Regions from separate parts of the Homo sapiens genome. Here all the other regions are linked to region 1. Evidence: chromatin contacts called from ENCODE Hi-C or POLR2A ChIA-PET data. All regions are on one chromosome and are shown on one strand. Each heading gives the region's core, a stretch centred on a gene start or an enhancer-like site at or near the end of the contact. The rest is flanking DNA. Distances are from core to core; before and after follow the strand shown. Region 1 overlaps LOC107985960 (a long non-coding RNA gene). Region 2 has its middle 110 kb from the start of DLX2-DT. Region 3 overlaps LOC107985960 (a long non-coding RNA gene).

What was found. A loop is a pair of places that touch in the nucleus more often than their neighbours do. ChIA-PET counts read pairs that join two places held with the same protein, here RNA polymerase II (POLR2A).
Region 2: a loop to region 1 is called in a map of CD8-positive, alpha-beta T cell, with 2.0 times the contacts of the local background. The contact joins two enhancer-like sites. A Hi-C loop is called at or near these places in 1 of 168 maps with a recorded cell type or tissue (CD8-positive, alpha-beta T cell). POLR2A ChIA-PET finds 5 or more read pairs at or near these places in 4 of 52 experiments (BJ, H1, WTC11 and 1 more).
Region 3: a loop to region 1 is called in a map of PC-3, with 6 times the contacts of the local background. The contact joins two enhancer-like sites. A Hi-C loop is called at or near these places in 4 of 168 maps with a recorded cell type or tissue (PC-3, astrocyte of the cerebellum, heart right ventricle and 1 more). POLR2A ChIA-PET finds 5 or more read pairs at or near these places in 1 of 52 experiments (A549).

What each region holds. Positions count from the first base shown.
Region 1 is chr2:172,339,799-172,343,104 of GRCh38, reverse strand. The region is part of intron 4 of LOC107985960 (a long non-coding RNA gene); the gene reads right to left. Among named protein-coding and RNA genes, the nearest start is that of ITGA6, 86 kb to the left of the region's middle. Within about 2 kb of position 1,769, at least 9 of the 41 ENCODE cell types and tissues checked have a DNase peak (open chromatin) inside an H3K27ac peak, as active enhancers do; they include PC-3, where a contact is called at or near this core.
Region 2 is chr2:172,213,545-172,216,850 of GRCh38, reverse strand. No RefSeq gene overlaps it. Among named protein-coding and RNA genes, the nearest start is that of DLX2-DT, 110 kb to the right of the region's middle. Within about 2 kb of position 1,475, at least 4 of the 41 ENCODE cell types and tissues checked have a DNase peak (open chromatin) inside an H3K27ac peak, as active enhancers do.
Region 3 is chr2:172,251,801-172,255,106 of GRCh38, reverse strand. It overlaps LOC107985960 (a long non-coding RNA gene), which reads right to left. Exons shown (of 6, transcript XR_001739773.3): 1 at 2,474-3,306. Among named protein-coding and RNA genes, the nearest start is that of DLX2-DT, 150 kb to the right of the region's middle. RefSeq lists an enhancer at 1,017-2,216. Within about 2 kb of position 1,751, at least 10 of the 41 ENCODE cell types and tissues checked have a DNase peak (open chromatin) inside an H3K27ac peak, as active enhancers do; they include PC-3, where a contact is called at or near this core.

The DNA of each region.
Region 1 (3,306 bases), core at 520-3,019:
GGCAGCTGCTGAAAGCATTGGCCTTTTGTTTGTGGTAAACACCAAAAAAAACCCAGCATCTTCTAGAATCTTCTAGACTGTCAGTGTGCAAGAGATGAGGGCGATTAATTTTGTTGGCAGATGCAGAAACAGTCATGAGAGGGGTCTTCTGGAAGAGAAAGTCAGGGCCTGGATAAGCTTCTTGAAATCAGACATGTAGAAGCCCAGTGGAGACACGGATTTGCTTTTCAAATGTTAATGAGTGTTCTTAATCAAATGTGGCTTTCACCGCAAGTTCTGCTCCCACACACTCTGGTTTAAGGCTGAGCTAGACTGGAGTGCACTTGATTAAACTCAGCACAGATCTTATCCAAGGGCAGTCTTCATGTGTTTTTCTTCTCAAGCACCAGGAGGATTGTAAATAAAACATGTTGAGGAAATATAAATTCCCCATCTCCCCTAGTCTCAACAAAACTATAGAGGTACACATCTATTTTCCTTAAAGGATTCAGCAGTTAACTGAAAAATGTATTTATTAGATCTTATAAAAAGGAGGGGGAGGGAGGGGGAGAGAGAGAGAGAGAAAAGGAGGAGGAAAAAGAGGAGAAGGAGCAGGAGGAAGAGCAGGAGGAGGAGGAGGAGGAGGAGGAGGAGGAGGTGGTGGCAGAGGAGGGAGAGGGAGGGAGCTCATGGAGTGGAGCCTAGGCCATTCCTGGGAGGTGCAGTCTGTGAGGGCTCCTTCCCTTAATCAGGTGAAAATGGACTTCAAGCCCTAATGGGAAAAGAAAGGAAGCACCAAGGGGAGGAGAAGGAAGCCGAGGCAGAAGGCAGGGAGCCCTGTGTCCTGGCAGAGGGCCACTCCTTTGCTGGGAGGTCCGTGGCCTCTGCTTCTCCCGAAGGTCACTGATCACTGTTGGCAGCATCCTCCTTTCCTCCCCTTCAGTGGTGCACACAGCTCCCACCAGATAAAAGGTCCAAGGAAGATGACCCTTTTATGAGGCATTGCAGGAATTTGTGATTTACAGGAAGGAGACACTGCTTGTAGGTTTGAGAACACAAACTCCAAAGAGATAGAATCGGCAGAATATATCCTTCTTTTCCTTGAGCTATAGCACTTCTAAGAGGTCTATTAAAATCTAAATTGGAAGATTCTCATAGCTTAGAATCCAAAACACAAACCAAAACAAAACAGCAGTAGAGAACCACAGTAGTTCATTGCCTAACCTAGCTTCCCCCACTCATTCACTCCAACTTTTCCAAGGATTTATTTCCATTACATTTAACTCCTAAGCTCTCATTCTTCATAATATATTTGTCCCGCATTGATTTTTACAAACCCACGTTCATGTTAATGTCAAGAAAAAAAAAATCAGCCAGGCGCACTAGCTCACGCCTGTAATCTCAGCACTCTGGGAGGCAGAGGTGGGTGGATCACGAGGTCAGGAGTTCGAGATCAGCCCGACCAACATGGTAAAACCCCATCTCTACTAAAAATACAAAAATTAGCTGGGCTTGGTGGCGTGTACCTGTAATCCCAGCTACTCAGGAGGCTGAGGCAGGAGAATCGCTTGAACCCAGGAAGCAGAGGTTGCAGTGAGTCGAGATTGCACCACTGCACTCCAGCCTGGGCAACAGAGCGAGACTCTGTCTCAAAAAAAAAAAAAAAAAAAAAGAAAGAAAGAAAGAAAAAAAGAAAAAAAATCCTTACAACCAGTAGGACATCAAAGGCAAGACTAGCTTTACTCCACGGGACAGTAGACATGGCACGAAAGCTGCTGCTGGGTTACAGGCTCAGGGTGTGTCACCAAGGGAGGGGAACAATGAGATTCAGCCGTTACTCACCACCTGAGTCCATTCCGCTTAGAACCCCAGCCAAAAGATAAACAGCAAGAGGGAAAAGAACTCTGTAAATATCCCCATGAGAACAATGAACAAAGTTCATGTATTTTATCTGCCTGTGTAAGCGTAGGCATAAAGCCCCAGCGGAGTCTTATTTTTCTCATTGTTCCAAGAGACAAGTCCTATACCCCCAAGAGAGGGGAACCCAGATCCCCTATTAATGAAGAGGTTGTAAGACAGCGAGGGTCAGTCTGCGTCCTCCAAGAAGTCGAAGCAATCAGATCAGGGAATTTAAAAAAGGAATCTTTTCTTCAAAGTCCTTACAGGGATCTTATCATGTAGTCCATGCAAGTGATTTAGAAAGTCCAAGTCTTATCATGGAACAGACAAAGCCAGTCTCCTGCTTTCCTCCCCTGACCTGTCCCCTTTCAGCTGTTTCTTATATTCTCCTTCAAATTTCTAAATAAAATGCTTGTGCTGCTATTGAGTTATCCAGTAGGGACATCAATAAGCTTCCCATTAGGCTAGGAGACTCTTTCTTACACTTTCCTCCATATTTTGCCTCCCTCTATTCTCTCGATATAGATAAATTATAATTTTTGGTTAAATCTATCCTCTGTGTTTCCATTATTAGATAATTGCTCAATGCTGAGGACAGGAGTGCACTATCATTTTACTTCCTTTGCCTTCTGGTGTGCAGGGTTGCTACTGAGAAATCCTGTGCCCTTCTACTTTCTGTTCCTCTGAACAGAACCTGTTTTATCCGTCTAGGGAAATGTTTACGGTCTTCTCTTCATTCACGGTTTCTGAAATTCCAAAGTGGTATAAGCTGGCATGGATCTTTTCAAATCCACAGGAAATATTCTGGTAATATTTCTTTGCCCATTCTTTCACTTTCATTTTCTTTATTTTGTCTTTCTGGAATTCCTCTTAGGTGAATGTTAGCCCTCCAGGACCAATCCTTTCATTTTCTTATCATGTCTTCCCTGTTGTCCATGTTTTTTTGTTCATTTGTTCATTTTTCTGGGAGTTTGTTGTTGTTGTTGTTGTGTGTGTGTGTGTGTGTGTTTTTTTTTTTAGGGCTTTTAAGACCTTTCTTTCTTGTCCTTTGATGATTTCTGAATTAAAGCATCCTGTTCTGGATTCACGGGTACAGCACCCTCTCTTATCTCCCTACCAATATCAAATAAGTTTTTGTATGTTTATAAAGGTTACTTCTGTTCCCTTTCATTGTTTGTTTCTCCTAAGTATTTTTTCCCATTTGAATGATTTTGATCTCTTTTATGTTGAAGTCTTTCCTCCAGAATCAGGTGGCCCTCGCATGCCCATTCTTATTGAAGACGAAGATCCAAAACTCTGATTCATGGGTTTGCTTTGAGACACGTGGGCAGGCTTGTGAGCTGGTGAATTTCACTGACAGAAACCTAATACTGAGGCAGCCTTTTCAGAGTAGGGCCCCAAATGGACTTTAGTCGGTCTTCTGTCTGC
Region 2 (3,306 bases), core at 226-2,725, 130 kb after region 1:
CGGCATTCTGTCTGGAACTACACCATCAGTTCACCTGGGTCTCCAGCTTGCCAAATGCACATGTTATGACTTGTCAGCCTCGATAATCACATGAGCCAATTCCTTTAAATACACACACACACGCACACATATGCACACACACATGCACCCGTGCACACATACACACACAATTGGTTCTGTCTCTCTGGAGGACCCTAATACAAAAACTAATGAGCCTTTCTGGGAATCTCATACAGACTGAGCCCAGGGGTAAAGCGGGGAAATTCTCATTAATAAACCTTCGTGATCCCTCACCTCCAGTCAAAGGTTTCTATAGCAACCTGAGTTCCAAAGCAAGGTTCAGGCCACATTTTCACAAACTGCAACTAGATGAGTGGAAATAAGTAACCCTTTGTGATCAACTGAGAAAATGAGGAATAATAAAAGACTAGCACCAATGCCTGAGCTGAATTAATTCCTCAAGATTTAGGACCCTGGAACACCGGGCACAGACACATACACCCACCTTAGCACAGAGATTACCTAATTTCTTGAGGTCAAAGCAACGTTTTCACACCACTGTTTTTATTACCACTGTTTTATACATAAAGATATTTCTTGTCTTCCTTTTTCTGAATTCCCTCAAACTCACTGTGAGAGGCCACAGAGTATTGTGTTGAGAGTATGAGCTCTGCAGTCTTATGTTTTGATGCTGATTTCATCATTTGCTAGTTGTGATGACCTTGGACAAGTTACTTAACCTACATAATCCTCTGTTTCCTCATAAATTCACTGAAAATAATCATTCTAACCTGTATCAGTCAGGATCTAACCAATAAAACAGTAACTATTTTAAGTATTTACAATAGAAAGAGCTTAATGCCGGGAATTATTTCTACAGATGAAGAGGGAACTGAGCTCAGGAAAAAGCTGCTACCAACCATGGGGTGGAAGACAAAAAGAGGAGCTGGAATTGTGGAAGTCCAGGGCAGCCTGAGGAGGCTGAGTCTCTGAGGTCTCGTCCAGTACCTGCTGGAGCGGCCACCTGGGGAGGGGAAGTGGGATTCCCTGGCCCCTCCTTTCCCCCAACCTTTCAATCCCACCACTGGACATGCCATGCAGAGGCAGCCTGGGAAATGCGCCCTGCGGGTTGACTCTCTGTGGCACAGAGCAGGGGCTGCACCTGAGGGCCAGCAGGCCCAGAGCCAGTAAGGATTGTTAGGAGTTGGTTCACTGCCGGTGGCAGAGTCTTTTAAGTTGTGTATTTTAAGTTGGGGCTCTCTTGCCTTTTCCTCACCCTCTTCAACACATTTTCCACTCCTCAGGCTTTCTCTGTCCTCCTACTCTCTCATCACCCAGTGCTTTCCTCCCACTTCCAAGCCCACACTCAATAGCAGACAGCAAGTTGGCTGGCCTCCCGATGAGACTACAGACTCAGAGAAGCCCGAGGGATGGTGTTTCATATTTTAGCTGCCAGATCCAATGATGTTCTCTTCTCAAAACCTGAATGCCCTGCCTCCACACACCAGGTTGCACAGGCATGGCCACGTGTCGAATGTGGCGCCAGCACGAGCAGGGCAGCAGGACGGGCTGGCCCTTTATACCGCAGTTCTCCCTCTGCCCAGACCCATCACCAGTGAGCCATGTGAGAACCGTGCAGTTTGCCACAAAGACACCTCCTTCAAACACTCCGGGCTGGGTCTACCTATCTGTGGAAGGAGCAGATTGAAAGAGATGGCCTCTAGTCTTCTTCCAGTCCCATCATGCTATGATACTACAGTGTGCATTGTGGAAGGCCAAATTCTGGGCATATTCTCTGCCTGCCTTTGTTACAATTTAGCCAGAGATACAAATCTCCAAATTCCTGAGACCTGGTGCAGAGTAGTATTCTGTTAACTGAAGAGGCATTTTAGGTACAAAAAACCCCAAGGCTTATCCTAGGAACAGCACAGAGTAAATACATTCTCAAATCTAACCCTCCTTATAAATAAGTTATTTGTAGATTCAAATAATTCACAATTATGAAGGGAAAATTAGAAGAAGAAAACGTTTCTATTGCACAAGGCTTATATGAAATTATTGTGCCGATTTATATCTTTACCATTCTCAAAGCCCCCAATATATATTTTTACATATTTATAAATATACCCCAAAATATATATTTTTACATATTTATAAATATATATTTATAGATTTTATAAAAATATAGAAATACATATAAAATATATTTTTCCTTATATCTCTTTCCCAGGGTATGTAAAAGAATCTTTTCTCTGACATTGTTCGTAGCAATTGGAATTCAAATGTAAACTGAGTCTATCAGCTTGACCAACACATGCCAGTCTTCTTAAGTCCAACTAGCAAGCAGTCGGCCAAAAACTCCACTTTTTACTTTATAGCAGATTTCATACAAGTCAGGGCAGGATTTCAGATGTTTTAACTAGCCCTGCCCTGCCAATGTTTTTCAAATGTTTCCCAAGTCAGTAACAGCAGCCTCACCTGAGAACTTGTTAGAAAAGCAAATTACCAGGCCCTACCTCAGCCCTACTGAAACAAACAGTGGCAGGAGGGTCTCAGTAACCTGTGGGTTAGCAAGCCCTCCAGGTGTTTCTGATGCACACCAAAGTTTGAGAGCTACTGATCTGTGAAGTAGACACTAACATTCTCCTTCCATTTGTGTTTTAATAAGACCCCCAAGTGATTCTGGCGTATGTAAGGTTTGAGAACCACTGTGCTAAAAAAGAAAAAACCGAGACTGATCCATGTGAAACATATTATTGGTCTTTTCTGTAATGACCTAAATTTTAATTTTAATCCCGGACCTCCCCACAGTCTGAAAGCTACAGTCCTTCTAATGCCAATGATTTCATTACTCATTAAATCGGGCAGGCTTTTCTTATTAAGGGAAGGTAATTTAAATCAAGAATACAATGGAAATTAGAACACTGCGGCTATTGTCCTGTTAAAAAGAACAAATTCCCCTCTACCAAACTGTCCATTTTATGTTTGGCGGGAAAGGAAGGGGGTATGCCTCTTCCGAGCATGCCACACTTCTGCTGGTAAATGCTCCTTTCCTATAATTGACTGAATGCACACAAGTGCCCTTCCGCACCCACCAAGAAATAGCAGGTCCTGACATGGGAATGGAACCATATTTCCTTGCTCTTTTATCAACATCGTAAAAGCTCTTCATCCTTTCCAAGTAGAGGGAGTTTTGGCAAAGAGGGGAGTTTTTTCTCCAGGGTGACAAAAAGCACTTTCTCTCTACTCTTTTGTTGTGCCGTTGGATTCGAAACCCTTTTGCCCCGAGAACAATACACTGCAGAG
Region 3 (3,306 bases), core at 502-3,001, 88 kb after region 1:
AGAAACAGGGTTTGGCCATATTGCCCAGGCTGGTCTTGAACTCCTGAGCTCAGGAGATCTGCCTGCCTCAGCCTCCCAAAGTGCTGGGACTACAGGCATGAGCCACTGTTCCCAGCCGGAATATTTCATACTGAGAATATTTCAGGCATTACATGCATAATTTTTACTTTAGAAAACTCAAATAAAGGACCAGTTCTAACAAAACAGCCACAGAAATGAGCTTCCTCTTCCTTTGAAGGCACACAGAACTCTGTGATTTGGTGTTTCAGTAACCTCCATCAAAATGTTCATTCAAACAAGCATTGCTTGCACACCTACCAGGCTAGGGACTGTTGTATATGCCACCTCACTGAATCTTCATAATTCCCCACAAGGGATGGATTCAAAATTTTTTATTTCAAATTTTAGAAGAGTATTTTGGGGTATGTGGGTTATAAAAATGGAATAATTTACGTAGCACTTTCTGTAGCACTTTTCTCTTATACATCTATTAACATTTCTTTCTTCCTCTTAAGAATATGGTGAGGTAGGAAGCTCAAGAGATTATTACTCCCAGTTTATACATGTGGGAACTAAAGCTAAAAAGAATAAATAACTCACCCAAAATCACAAGCAAATTAGGAATGCAAACTAGAAATGAGAACCAAGTCTCCTGATCCCCTAATGTTCTTGCCAGCAGAGCTCGGCTCAACCAGCCCAATCATTCCTGTCATCTTCATGCCAACAGCTGATCACAAAGTGACTGACTGTTAGGCCCCTGTAGTGGTCATCTCGTCCAGTGACCCTCATTCCTGGCTACACACTGGAATCCCCTAGAGAGCTTTTAAAATTTATCAATGCCTGGGTCTCATCCCAGAATAATTAAATCAGAATCCATATGGGTAGGATTCAGACACCTGTATTTGCTAAAAGCTCTCCAGTGATTCTAATTTATAGGCAAAGTTGAGAACCAGCATATCAGCTTTCAGGATAGCAAATAGGTGTCATTTCAGATGCTAACTCCAATTAACAGAATAGAAAGAGAAGGCCATCTAAGAAGGACCAGGAGCTGCCATGTGGGCTCAGAGGGCAGTGAACATTGTTGCCTCAGGAACTGGAGGGACGGGTGGCACAGGAGCTGTGTGCCAGCCAATCCTGATCTAATCCAACTCCCTCACTTTAAAGACAAGGAACCCAAGGCCAGAGAGTTTATGTGATTTACCATGGTAACAAAACAAGCTAGTGGCAGATCAAAGTCTAAACCAGGTCTCCTAAGGTCTAGATCAGTCCTCCATTTGTTTATATAACTGAGTGGCTCCCAACCCGATTCACGACCCCCGGGAAGACGTAAGATCACCCTGTGATTGACCTGCTCTTGCCACCACGCACCGGCAGATTCAGAGGCCTACACCCAGCGCCACTCACATCGCCAAAACAGGCGCCACTCACAGCAGCCCAGCGGCCACTGGGCGTTTCCAATACCAACTGCTCTCCCCTCCTGCCACCATTTGGGTTGTCCTTAAAAGTCAGAGAAACAGCTATTGCTGGGCCTGGAGTTGGGAGCTGTGGCCACAGCTTCCATTTATTACTAAACCATGGGAGAGGCTCCCAGGAATGTGCCTGGCAATGGGCGCCAGGCTGCCTCCCGCCATGCCCCAGGCACATCACTCTGGCATCTAAATCGCTGCCTGTCCTAGAAGCCTGTAGGGGTGACTCACGTGTGTCTGTGTGTATGTGTGTGTGTGTGTGTGTGTGACTCAAGGGTCTGTCATAAAGGCCCCATGAGTCACCCACTTCCTGACCAACACATTATGAAGACAGCTTCAGAATGCACAAAAGCACAGGAAAAGAGCCTGTTGGCCAGGAATGGGTTTTGTGTTTTCAGGAAACTGGTTACTTTTAATATAAATACACATACACAGAGAGCACCCAAGATAAAAGTCAACAAGCTTAGTGTCTCCTCATTGAGACAATGCTCTGTTCATAATGGTTTCTGAAAAATTTTTATTATGGCAAAATATACACAACATACAATTTACTATTTTAACCGTTTTTAAGTGTATAGTTCAGCAACATTAAGTCCATTCACACTGCTGTGCAAACATCGCCACTATCCCTCTTCAGAAATTTTTCATCTTCCCAAACTCAAAGTTCATATTCATTAAACAATAGCTCTCCATTCCCCTCTCCCCCAGCCCCTGGTAACCACTATTCTCTGTTTCTTTGCATTTGACTGCTGTATCTATCTGTAATGTTTTATTTCATTAATCTTTTAGGGTTTTAAAAATTGCATTGTTACCTCTTTTTCTAAGGACAAACACGGATAATCCTTTGGCTTCTTGTACCTTTCTTTTAGAATTCCCTAAATGTAAATAGAAAGGACTCTCTGGAGTTTTTATTCTCACGGGGTGGCTATAGATGGAGAAGCAGAGATGACCAGGGGCTGTTTCAATTGAGCAAAGAAGTTTGCCTTGGAGCACCAAACCCAACACACCTTGGTTGCTCACACAAAGAGGTCCCGTTTGCCACAATCCAGTGCTCTCCCCGGGTGGGTAGTGGTGGCTGTGAAAGGCAGCCCGCTTATGAGCCAAACTGTGCATCTGGGGTTCCCGCCCTCAGCAGCTTTCCTGGGAAACCAATGAAAGAGGAGAGAGGAGAACGCTGGGCTCTGGGAACTGGCGTAGTTGGCCGGCATTTCTGCGGTTGTTCATACCGTGCCTCCAAGTGCATGCGCAGACCAGCTCCAGCTCTGGGCGCCTCTGCAGGAAGCGGGAGGCTGGCGGCCCATGAGGACTGCAGCTGCTTGCACTCACTGTCCCCACGGGTGACCTCACAAAGCACACTTCCTTTGCCTGCCCACTGCTCTCAGAGGCAGTGTGGACAACCCCTCAGTGTATAGGCTTGAGAGAATCAGAAAGAGGTCCACTGCTGAGCAGCACTGTTGGGAACTTAGCCTAAGCAAAGTGCTTAGCCTGGGGTCCATGGACGCCCCACCCAATGGCAACCATGACCACAGAAAGCCAACAGTCTCGGGATTAGTGAATATTCTGAGCTCAGACTATGAATCCACTGACCTAGGTGTTTAATGAATATGAAGATATAAATGGAGTGAGCCCTTCCTTCAGAGCGCTCACAGCCTGGTTAGGAAGCTAGGACTCAGAGCCTAGGTCTCCAGCTAGGTGAAACTGTGCCGGATACCGTGTTCATACACTGTGTTCATACGTGGTGAAGAAGGTGCTAGCAGAGTTGGCTAGCTTCAGGAGGAAGCTGAGTCCTGAGACTCTCAGGGGCAGATTCCTTTATAAAGGTGCGACCTTTTTGGAGTAC